2 separate regions of the Mus musculus genome follow, and region 1 is linked to region 2. The links are chromatin loops, found by intact Hi-C in ENCODE. Cell type or tissue: heart. All regions are shown on one strand. Links, peaks and the distances in the headings refer to the core of each region. The heading gives the core; the rest is flanking DNA. Region 1 has its middle 12 kb from the start of Gm41945. Region 2 overlaps Mgat5 (mannoside acetylglucosaminyltransferase 5).

Evidence for each region. Hi-C counts contacts between places; a loop is a spot of excess contacts. Peaks named below come from ENCODE experiments on the same cell type or tissue, not always from the same donor. Only the 100,000 strongest peaks of a DNase experiment are listed, where the experiment ranks them.
Region 1: a loop joins it to region 2, with 2.9 times the contacts of the local background. A loop is called at or near these places in 2 of 42 quality-filtered maps.

What each region holds. Positions count from the first base shown.
Region 1 is chr1:127,009,314-127,014,691 of GRCm38, reverse strand. No RefSeq gene overlaps it. Among named protein-coding and RNA genes, the nearest start is that of Gm41945, 12 kb to the left of the region's middle. In heart, for the core only: a CTCF peak has its summit at 2,639 (motif pointing left); no DNase peak of the experiment used is centred there.
Region 2 is chr1:127,406,845-127,412,222 of GRCm38, reverse strand. Mgat5 (mannoside acetylglucosaminyltransferase 5) reads right to left here. Exons shown (of 18, transcript NM_145128.3): 12 at 1-96. All of the region lies in intron 5 of Gm51746 (a long non-coding RNA gene), which reads left to right. Among named protein-coding and RNA genes, the nearest start is that of Gm51746, 28 kb to the left of the region's middle. In heart, for the core only: a CTCF peak has its summit at 2,418 (motif pointing right); a DNase peak (open chromatin) is centred at 2,522; H3K27ac peaks cover 899 bases.

The DNA.
Region 1 (5,378 bases), core at 177-5,176, 400 kb after region 2:
ATGGATAATCAAAGACCTCTTGCACCCATTCAACCTGAGCCACATGCAACTTTGAACTGGTTGTGTGTGCTCAGTTGTGGACGGCTAGGCTGATCCTGATACAAGGCTTTCCCCAAGGGTCACAACTAGGTTCCTTCTCTAAAATCAGGAATACTCTTGGCAGAGCCAGTGGGAACAGGGCTCTGGGGGGAGCTGTAGATCCTGAGAACTCACCTCTTCCCACGATAAGAAGCTATGGTTATTGGTTCCAAGGCCACTGGTCTCTGACACCCAGGAGATAGTCTATGTTCCCCTTTGCAACATTGTTTGATTAGCCAACTTACTCCCATTATATGATATAGCTTTCCTTTGACACGGCCCACTTCTCCCCTGGGAATAGTATATATACTGCTGTACTTATTAATAAGCTTGCTTGGCATAAACCATGGCTTGCTCAGGACGTCTGGGGTTCACCTACTCCATCTCCTTTTTCTCTGGTTCCTGCAGCCTTTCTTCCTCACGATTCTGGCACTGAAGAATGACCTGCTAGTCCGGGTCACTTAGTGACATACATTGCTGCTTGTCCCAAGCCCCAGATGCTGCTCTTTCAAGTACGGCTGACAAGAGAATTTATTGCCCACAGTACCACCTCTCTAGATTTTGGGTAAAATCCTGTCCCATTCTGAGACATTTTTAAATTCAAATTATTAGGTGGACAAAAAAGAAAAAGAAAGAAGGGAGTAAAGGAGACATACACGTGACTCATTTCGTTGCTATGTTGCCTTTTGAAGTATTTATTTCTAAAAATCATGTGTGTGTGTGTGTGTGTGTGTGTGTGTGTGTGTTGTGGTAATTATGTGCACAGATGAGTTCAGGTGCCTATGGCATCCAGAAGATGGCATCAGTAATGCACTGGAGCAGGAGTCACAGGCACCTGTGTGCCACCTGATAAAGGTGCTTGGGATACGGGTTCTCTGAAAGGGCAGTGTGTGCATGTAATCCCTGAACCATCTCTTCAGCCTGTCCCTGGTAGAGTTCCTATCATTCCCAGAATGCTGTTGGTTCTAGGGAAAGAAAGCAGTCTTGTGGCAAAGTTGACTGTCATGGCTCCCACCGCCCCTTCAATTCTGTCAATGGTCAATGGCATTGAATGTTATCAAGAGACAAAGTAGTGAAAGGCAGCTAGCTATTCAGAGTAAATAGTTGGGGCACTCCCAGAATTTGGAGCAATTAAGTCTGCTGTAACATGCAGTGTGGATTGTGCCGTGGTTTGTTAGAACACCTGTTAGACTTAGGTTAGATTTAAGAGCCAAGTGTTGACAGGAAGTTGATGATCTGGCCTGTGTAAACTTTTGGGGTTAATTAACAGAATGGGTATTGTTGGGAAGTCTCCTTGTATTAACCTTAGGACCTGGTAGGCCATGCCTTGCAACAGAAATGCCAAGCTAGGGAGGGTATGGAACTGGCATTATCTGCCACAGATGTTTAAATCAGCAGGTTAGGTTTCAGCTAGTGCCATGAGTTCTAGCCTAGATCTGAACTTCAAGTGAGCAAACTGGTTTATTCAGAGCTACAGACAAGCTCTTGGTCACAAGGTAAAAGTAGAAGTTATCAATTAAGGAAATCAGGTCTTTTGAGGGGGTATCTTGTGATAGAAGAGAAATGGACAGAGAGAATGGGGTTAACTGCTGCTCATTATATAGCAATTGAATATAGAAACTTGCGAGTCATATAGATCTGTGTTCGAGTCCTGCCTGGACCATACAATGTAGTACTGATACGTTGAGTTTTTCTGGGTTTGTAGCCTCATATACAAAGGGGGACATTAGGGAATGAATTGTATCCTTCCCATTCATATCAATCTCTCTCTCTCTCTCTCTCTCTCTCTCTCTCTCTCTCTCACACACACACACACACACACACACACATCCACACAGTGTGGGGTGGGGGTCATTTAGCCTAGGCTGGCTTTGAACTTCTGGTGTAGCTGAGAATGACCTTGACCTCCTGCCTCCTTCTGACCAGTGCTGTAGTTACAGATGTATGTTTTAGTTATAGTTATAGATGTATGCTAGCATGCCTGGTTAATGTAGTGCTGGGGATCAAACTCAGGTCTTTGTGTGTCCTAGGCAAGCACTTTTCCAAGTGAGCCACATCTCTAGCCCTGAAATCCTAACACTGAGTCTCTTAGAATGAGACTATTTGGAGCTGAAGTCCTTATGGGGGACAACGAAGTCAAATCAAGTCGTTGTTATAACCTCTAATCTCATGCATTCGGTTTTCCTATGTCGTGGTTTGAATGTGAAATGTCCTGTGATCACATGTTCAAATCCTTGTTCCCAGCTGGTAGCACCATGTGGGAAGGTGGTAGAATCTTCAGGAGGCAGTGCTTTGCTGGGGGAAGCAGATCACTGAATGTGGGCCTGGTCACTTTCCCCTCCGCCTTCTTCTTCCGGAGTGCAGATAGAGTGTGAGCAGCTGCCTCACGATCCTGCCGCCATGCCTTCTCCACCAAGATGCACTGTGCCCTCAAACTGCCAGACCAAATAAACCTTTCCCACCTTAAACTGATTTTGTCAAGTAGAGCAACAAGACAAGTTACCTCTGTAAGAAGAGTGAGAACACAGGTTCCAGGGAGGAGACTGCCATCTACAGGCTGGAGGAAGAGTCAGAGTGAAAACTGCTAGAAACTTAACTCCTGGATTCCCAGCATTCAAAACATCGAGGAAATACTTTTCCGTTGTTTCCTCAGCTTGTCTGTGGCATTTTGTTATAGCAGTCCTTGCCAGTGAATGCAATGGGTAGCAAATTTTTATACATTTCCTATGCTTTGTGGATTAATGAGCTCTAGAGTCAAAATAGGTACTAGAGAATCTGACATTGAGCAATGCAAATTCTCTTATTGAATTATTATTATTAATTATTATTGTTATTATTATTATTATTGTGTGTATGTGTATGTAGGTCAATGAACTGGAGAACGTGACCTGAGCACAGTCATGCATTGATTTATTGCTCTCTGTTCTTGACTATGAGTGTGATGTAACTGGCTGCTTCAAGTTCCTGCTGCTTTGATGTCCCCGAAGGGATGTTTTGTAACCAGGAATTGTGAACTAAAATAAGCCCCTTTTCATTAAACTGCTTTTTATCCAAGGTATTTTATCATAGCAACAGATGTGAAAGTAGAACACCGCACTACAGAGACACATGCCCACTGAGAGTCACTATGTTTCTATTGTCTTTCCCAGATCAATGGCATTTGATCCGGCTACACTTCATGTCCTGTACTACAAGAGCAGATGTAAATATCGTTTGAAATACAGTGCATATGGGGGCATTCTTCTTATAAGCTACAAATGGTTTCCTTAAGACTTTGATTTATTGCTAATCTCCTTTCCCCATTCGCTAATCACTGAACTTGACTGCAGTTGAATATGCATGTGTGGGAACCATGGGAATTACTACTGGGAAGCCAGGGTCGGATTAAGCAGTTAATGCTGAGTGGAGAGCAAAGAGCAAAACCAGATCAGAACGCTATGACAGAAGGGCAGACTTACAGAAGACTTTGGGGTAGCTGTACTGTGACTGAAGTATTAAAGAGTATGCAAGGAAAAGAATGGGGAGCAATGGTTCTCAGCCTGGGCATTGAGCAACCCTTTCGCAGGTGTTTCCTAGGACCATCAGAAATATCAGATATTTATGGTATGACTCATAACAGTAGAAAGATTACAGGTATGAAGTAGCAATGAAAATGATTTTATGGTTGGGGGGGGGTCACCACAACATGAGAAACTGCATTAAAGGTATATATGTGTGTGTGTGTACACATGTGCTGGCTACAAAAGGACATTAGATGTCCTGTTTTATCATGTCCTACCTTGTCTCTTATTGAATCTGGAATAGGCTGATAGCCAGTGTGGTGGTTTGAACAGGTTTGGCCCCCATAGACACATGTGTTTGAATTCTTGGCCCACAGGGAGTGGCACTACTCCTTGTTGGAGTAGGTGTGGTCTTGTTGGAGGAAGTGTGTCATTATGAGGGTGGGCTTTGAGGTTTCCTATGCTTAAGCTCTGCCCACTGTAGAATCAGAGCCTCCTTTTGGCTGCCTGCAGAAGACAGTCCCCTTCTGCTGCCAGTGGATCAAGGAGTAGAGAGCTCTCAACTCCTTCTCCAGCACCATGTCTGCCTGCATGCTGCCATGCTTCCTGCCATGATGATAGTGGACTGAACCTCTGAAACTGTAAGCCAGATCCAATTAAGTGTTTTCTCTTATAAGAGTTGCCTTGGTCTTAGTGTCTCTTCACAGCAATAAAACTGTAACTAATACAGACAGGAAGCCCCCGCTATCCTCCTGTCTCCATCCCCAATGCAGGGTCACAGGCAGGCATGTGACCAAGCCTGGCTTTTCATGTGGATACAAGAGGTTCAAACTCGGGTCCTCGTGCATATACAGCAAGGGCTCTTACCTGCTGAGTCATCTCCCCAGCCCTGGGAATGAATTAATTTGTGATTTGAAATTGTTCAGGTAAATGATCCCAGGACTAGAATATAGCAGCTTGGCCCAAGCTCTTCAGAGAAGAGCCTGCTGCAGAATTGCCTGGCTCTTTTTGGACCTGGCTGTGGACAGCATCCGAGAGGAAAGTGGTTATTACTGCTGTCACCTGAGAAGGAAGGTTTCCTTGGGGATAATTGAAATAGAACACATCCACCAGGCTGGTTGCCTGAAGTCTGCAGGAACAGTAGGTTGACCAAGGAGTCCCCTGGTAATTTGAGCTATTCTCAGTTGAAAAATCAGCACTTCCTTCTTTCTTCCCAGACCTTCGGCAGACTGACTGTGAATGAAACTCAAGCAGAAAACAGAAGTGATGGACACGCTGGGTTGGCAGCTCTCCGACCCAGAGTGTGAAGTAGGATTTGATTCAGCAGAAAACAATTTAGAGGGAAACAATTCCACCTCTCTGGATGCCCAGGTCTACAGGAGGCTAAATAACTTCAGTGACTTGCCTGTGCTGTAAAGACAGCTGAGTGTCCAGGTCCTGATGGTACCCAGCGGCAGAAGGACTAGAGCAAGAGAGGCCTGTTGGGCCATCTGCTTCAGAGCCAGCCAGCCATGGGAGGCCAACCTTGGACTGAGCCTTCTCTGTATGGGTGTAGCTACACAACTTTGTAAGTGGTGTGTGTGTGTGTGTGTGTGTGTGTGTGTGTACATGGAGGCCAGAGGTCAACCTTAGGTATATTCTCAGTCATTTTCCACTTTAATTCTTAACATAGTCTCTTTCCCTGGTGGTCAAATCACAGGTTTGGTGATTTGACCAGCTTTGGTTACCATCCCATCTCTACCTAGCACTGCAGTTACAGGCATGTGTCTCTCCATCTATTTTTTTTTTTTTTTAACTTGC
Region 2 (5,378 bases), core at 181-5,180:
GGTTCTGCCTTTTGATCTCGTTGATGTGGTGAATGTCGCTGGAGTTCAGGTGCTGCTCCACCACGAAGCCCAGAAAGCTGTTGTCTGGGGTATGAGCTGATGTAGAAAGCAAAAGACAGGGCTGTGAGTAGTTAGCAGGCACAGAGCAGCAGAGTCACTGCAGGCGACACAGGCCAGCGCTGACCACTGGTGCGTCTGGATATCATTCAGTTCCACCTTATCCAGGAGCTCACAGTCTATGCTAATCCCAGCTGTGTTTACCGTCTCCTCTGGGGGGCGGGGGAATGAAAACCAAGCAGCCTAATCTACAATCTCACCTCCACTGGGCTGATTCTCTGAGAAAAGATGTACAGGGGCTGGGGGATGGCTGAGCTGGGGGTGGGTGGGGAGTCGGGTGAGGGGTGGGGGAAGCCAGCACAGCCCAATCTCTGCGTTCCAGGTTCAGTGAGAGACTGTCTGAAAATATTAAGTGGAGTACTGGGGCTAAGCCTGGCAATTAGAGTGTGATCAGGTTGAGATGGCTCAGTGGGGGTGGGGGAGGGAGAGGAGGAGGGCACTTGCCACATAAGCAAGGGCATCTGAGTTTTAGGATATTGCGTGTAGAGATGCTGGGTTGTGGCGGTATGCATCTGTAATCCTAGCGTTGGTGGGGAGTCAGGTGGATCCCAGGAACTCTCTGGCCATCCAGGCTAGTAGAAAAAGATAAACTCAAAGGTTCACTGAGGGACCCTGCCTCAAAATAGATAATAGATAGGTAGATGGGGGTGGGGGGAGGAAGGGAGGGAGAGGGAGAGGGAGAGAAAAAAAAAACTAAGAAGTGACTGAAAATAACAAACATTAACCTTCGGCTTACACACACACACACACACACACACACACACACACACACACACACACGAGATGTACAGTCATGGACTACACAGTAATAGTCAAATAAAGATCGTATAAACAACAGCTGTCCCTTGAGGTTCATGGCTTGATGACACCCTAGCCATCTTGGCTTGGTGAGTGCAGACTAGGTTGTTTACACAACAGCCACACACTGCATCTCAGTACAAGGTTTCACTATGTAGCCCTGGCTGTCCTAGAACTTGCTCTGTAGACCAGGCTGGCCTTGAACTCACAGTGATCTGCCTGCCTCTGCTTCCAGAGTGCTAGGATTAAAGGCGTGAGCCACCACCACCCAGCAACAAGAATAAGTCTCCTTAAGCACCTTTAACCAACAGCCAGCCATGACTGCCATTTGGATTTATATTGGACAGATGTGTGGACCAAAGACCAAACAAAAAGCGAGGGTCTCTGGAGTATAAACCTCTTTAAAATAAAAGCCAATTTCTTCAAAGCTGGGATGTGAATAGGGCAGACTATTCTAGAAGGAAAAAAAAAGGATTTTTTCCTCTGGTCCACCCTACCTATGGGTTCTACAACTTCATCATATACCCAAGTGGGAAGCTATACCAGAGGAGCCAAGAACATTTGTATTTTGGGACTATAGGTTTTGAAATATTGTGTGTGTGTTGTTATGTCTATGTGTGCATGTGTGTGGAGGTCAGAGGACACCTCAGGTGCCATTCTCCATGTGCTGTCTACTTTGTTTTGAGACAGGATCCCCCACTAGGGTCCTTACTAAGTTCACTGACCATTTAGCCTGCCTGGCAGTGATCTTAGCGAGCTTCCTCTCTCTGCTGGGTTTCAAGCGTGTGTCCTCATGCCTAGCTTTCTATGTGGGTTCTGGGAATTGAATTCAGATTTTCCTGTGGCTATCATTTTAACAAGTAGAGTTATTGCCCCAGCCCTGTATGATTTTCAAGTATGTTTTACCAGGAGGGAGCTATCTGATCAGAAGACAATTCTCTCTTGATTAAAATAGCAACCCTCATCAACTCTACCTATCTTGTTCAGATAAATTTCAGCATGTCGGGTGATGGCTCAGTGAAGGTCATACATGGCTGATAAGAAAGGAAGCAACCCTTGTTTAGTCTGACTCAAAGAAAACCAGCATAAATAACAGAGAAGCGAACTCCCCCAGTAATTGAGACTGGCCATTCAGTGCAAACCACATTCTGAAACTTCAGTCATGACCATTCACCTTCGGGTGCTTACACGGAGTTAAAGCTTAAGCAAACTTCTCTTTTGCTTTGCTCTGGGTTTCTAAGAGCTAAGGAATGCTTTGCCATTAACAGAGTCAGCCCAGAAGTTCGTTCGTTCTCTCTCTCTCTCTCTCTCTCTCTCTCTCTCTCTCTGTGTGTGTGTGTGTGTGTGTGTGTGTGTGATGGAGGGGTGGGATTTACACACAAGTGTCACTATATGCATGTGGGAGCCAGAGTTCAGGTGTCTTTCCCAATCAATTTCCACCTTATCGATTTTCCAAAACATTTACTTTATCTGTATAGGTGTGTGCCTGCATGAGGCCAGAAGAGGGCATCAGACCCCCAAGAAATGGGGCTGTAGGAAGCTGCGGCTTGCCTGACATGGGTGCTGGAAACTCAAAGAGCAGCATGTGCTTTTAAGCACTGAGCTGTATTTTTAGCTCCACCTGCCCCACCCCTCACCCCAACACAGTGTCCATCACTGAACTTGTGCTGCTGCTTCGCTAGGTCTGGCCAGTGAGCTCCATTAATCTACCCATCTCCACCTCCCAAAGGCTGGGACGGTGAGTGAGTGCAGCCACACCAGGCGTTTTCATGTGGGGCTGAGGATATATTTTACTACTGAGGGAGCCAATTCCCAGCCTGCAGAGACCTTTTCAACCCATCAGAGCTGACCTGCTCAGAAAGAGACACCCCAGCTCTGTTCTCATCCTTATGAAGAGTTAGAGAGGTGGTGCTGCAAATGCACTCTGTGGAGATAAGCTGGCTACACTAGCTCATCTCTAAGGCAGGGGTGGGGGTGAGGGGTGGGGTGGGGGTGTGGCTAAGGTGGGCCACAGGAAGAGGGACTAACAAGGGCTCTGACTGGGGAGCTGTGCTCAGTCAGGCCAATCTCTTATTCTATTTCTGTGTTTTTGAACACATGCCCAGAGGCAAGAGCCATGGCTACAGTTAGCTGAAGAGGAAATTACTAAATAAATGCAATGGCTAATGAGAGACAAAGCAAGGGCTGGCTGCTAGCTGTTTTTCGGCTAGTTTTGCTTACTTTCCCTCCTTTTTGAGGAGCGCAGAGGGGAGGGCACTAGAACTGGAAAGAACAGGGTCCTGGGAAGAGAGCCAGTGCATGCTAAGCACCCTTTCTTTTGTCACTCTGGGGCTCTAGACTTTAAGATGATAGCTTTAAACGTGTATTTTCAGGAAACGGTGGAGTGACTAACACTCCACTCTTGGGATATTTGTCCTGTGACGACGCAGTTTGTCCATGTCCCTACACGGGCACTTACAACACAATGACTAAAGTATTTTGTGGGTCTTATTATATGATATATTATCTAAAACATAATAAAAGCAAGATGATTAAAAATCACAAAAGAAGAAAAATTACACATGTGTAATTTTTTTGTGTGTCAAAGATTCTTTTAGCATTTAGCTTGGATGGTGAGAGAGGGAGGAAAAAGTCTATTTTTTTTCCCTTTTGGAGTAAGGTCTCCTATGGCCCCCTATATAGGCCACTCACTATACAGCCAAGGATGACCTTGAACTTGTCCTCCTCCTGTATCCATCTCTCCATTGCTAGAACCGAGGCAGTCACCACTACAACTTATGTGTTCCTGGTGATGGACTCCAGAGCTTCCCTACCTGCTAGGCAAACATAGTAGTAACTAAGCCACACCCCTGTCTATTCTTACTGTGCCGTGGTGCAACCGTAGTTTGGTACTAAATCAAATTTGAGATTGTGTGAAAAACACATTACATCTAGAAGCAGCCCTCAACTTGCGGAACAGCAGCTTGCATGCTGGTGGCTGAGGACTTCACACACTTACATACACAACCGCCAGAACACATGTCTGACCCTTCTATGTCTCTAAGTCTAAGTAGCACAACTTGTCACCAGACCCTGGGTTTCTTAAACATGAAGGCACAAGAACCCCTTGCTCAACACATACCCAGAGGCAGGTGATTCTAACTGACCCTAGGCTCCCTGTGGCAGACTACAAGGAGCTGCCCAGCAGCTGTTTGCATCCTAGCATCTGTGGCAAGAACCCCACTCTCAACACGAGCATTCTTCCCTCTGCTTATGAAGAATCCGAAGCCATAGGCCTGGCTGATACTACAAAACATGACCTTCTTGGCTGTAGGAGAAAAGGCTCAGTGGTTAAGAGCACTTGCTGCTCCTGCAGAAGATCCAAGCGTGGTTCCCATGTGTGGCGGCTCACAGTCACCTGTAACTCTAGACCAGGGAGAATCCATGCCTCTGGCCTCTGCTGGCACCTGCACATACACAGTTTCTACAAACTGACTTTTCATCTGGCTCTAACCTCAATCCAAGTTTCCTTTTGGCTTTGCCTTATGTTGAGAACACAGGCATCAGCTGTGGTTGGAAGGGCATGAGGACAAATATTTGCATTTCAAAGGAAATCAGTAAAATTGCACTATAAATGAGACTCAGGGACCATGGCACTTTCTGGAATCAGTCCATCCAAGAAGAGAAACACATGGGAGTTCTACAAAAACCACCCTGATATCCGAGTTCCCTTCACTTTCCAAGTTCTGTTCCAAGCAAGTGTGACGGCAAATCCTGCCAACTAGAGGGGAGCTGGGACCACCCAGGAGAGCAGCCTCTGGGCGACTCTGTGAAAAAATTTCTAGATAGCATAAGCTGAGGTGGGAAGCACCCTCCCATGGGCTGGGTTCCTGGGATGAACGGAAAGGAGAGAGCGAGCTGCGCACCAGCATCCATCTCTCTCTGCTCTCCCTCTCTCTCTCTCCTCTCTCTCTGACTGTGGTCAGTGTGAACGGCTGCCTCCTGCTCCTGCTCTCATGCCTTCCCTGCCTCAATGAACCCCACCCTACCCCAGCCTATCTCCACGTTGACTATGAGCCAAATAGAACCCTTCCTCCCTTAAGTCTCTCTGTTAGGCGTTTTGTCCCAGCAACAAGGAACATGAAGAACAGAGCATATGACAGCAACTCCTTCATCCCTCACTGACACAACTCTGTAACTGATGAGGACACCGGGTTCTCACCAGTCTACAGGCCAGGAAGTGACAGTCCTGGGATTCTGAGACAGAACACACCTTCCCAATCCTAACGGACAGCATTATAGTATACATCTTTTATGTGCCCCATGAATCATGGCAAATCATGTTCTACAGTATAGAATACAAACCATGGTATGTACATTATATACCATTATACATGTATACACCATATCACTGCAGTTTTATAACAGCTTTCATAATATGTATTTGTGATCAACTTTTTGTTTTTGTTTTGAGACTTGTTTTC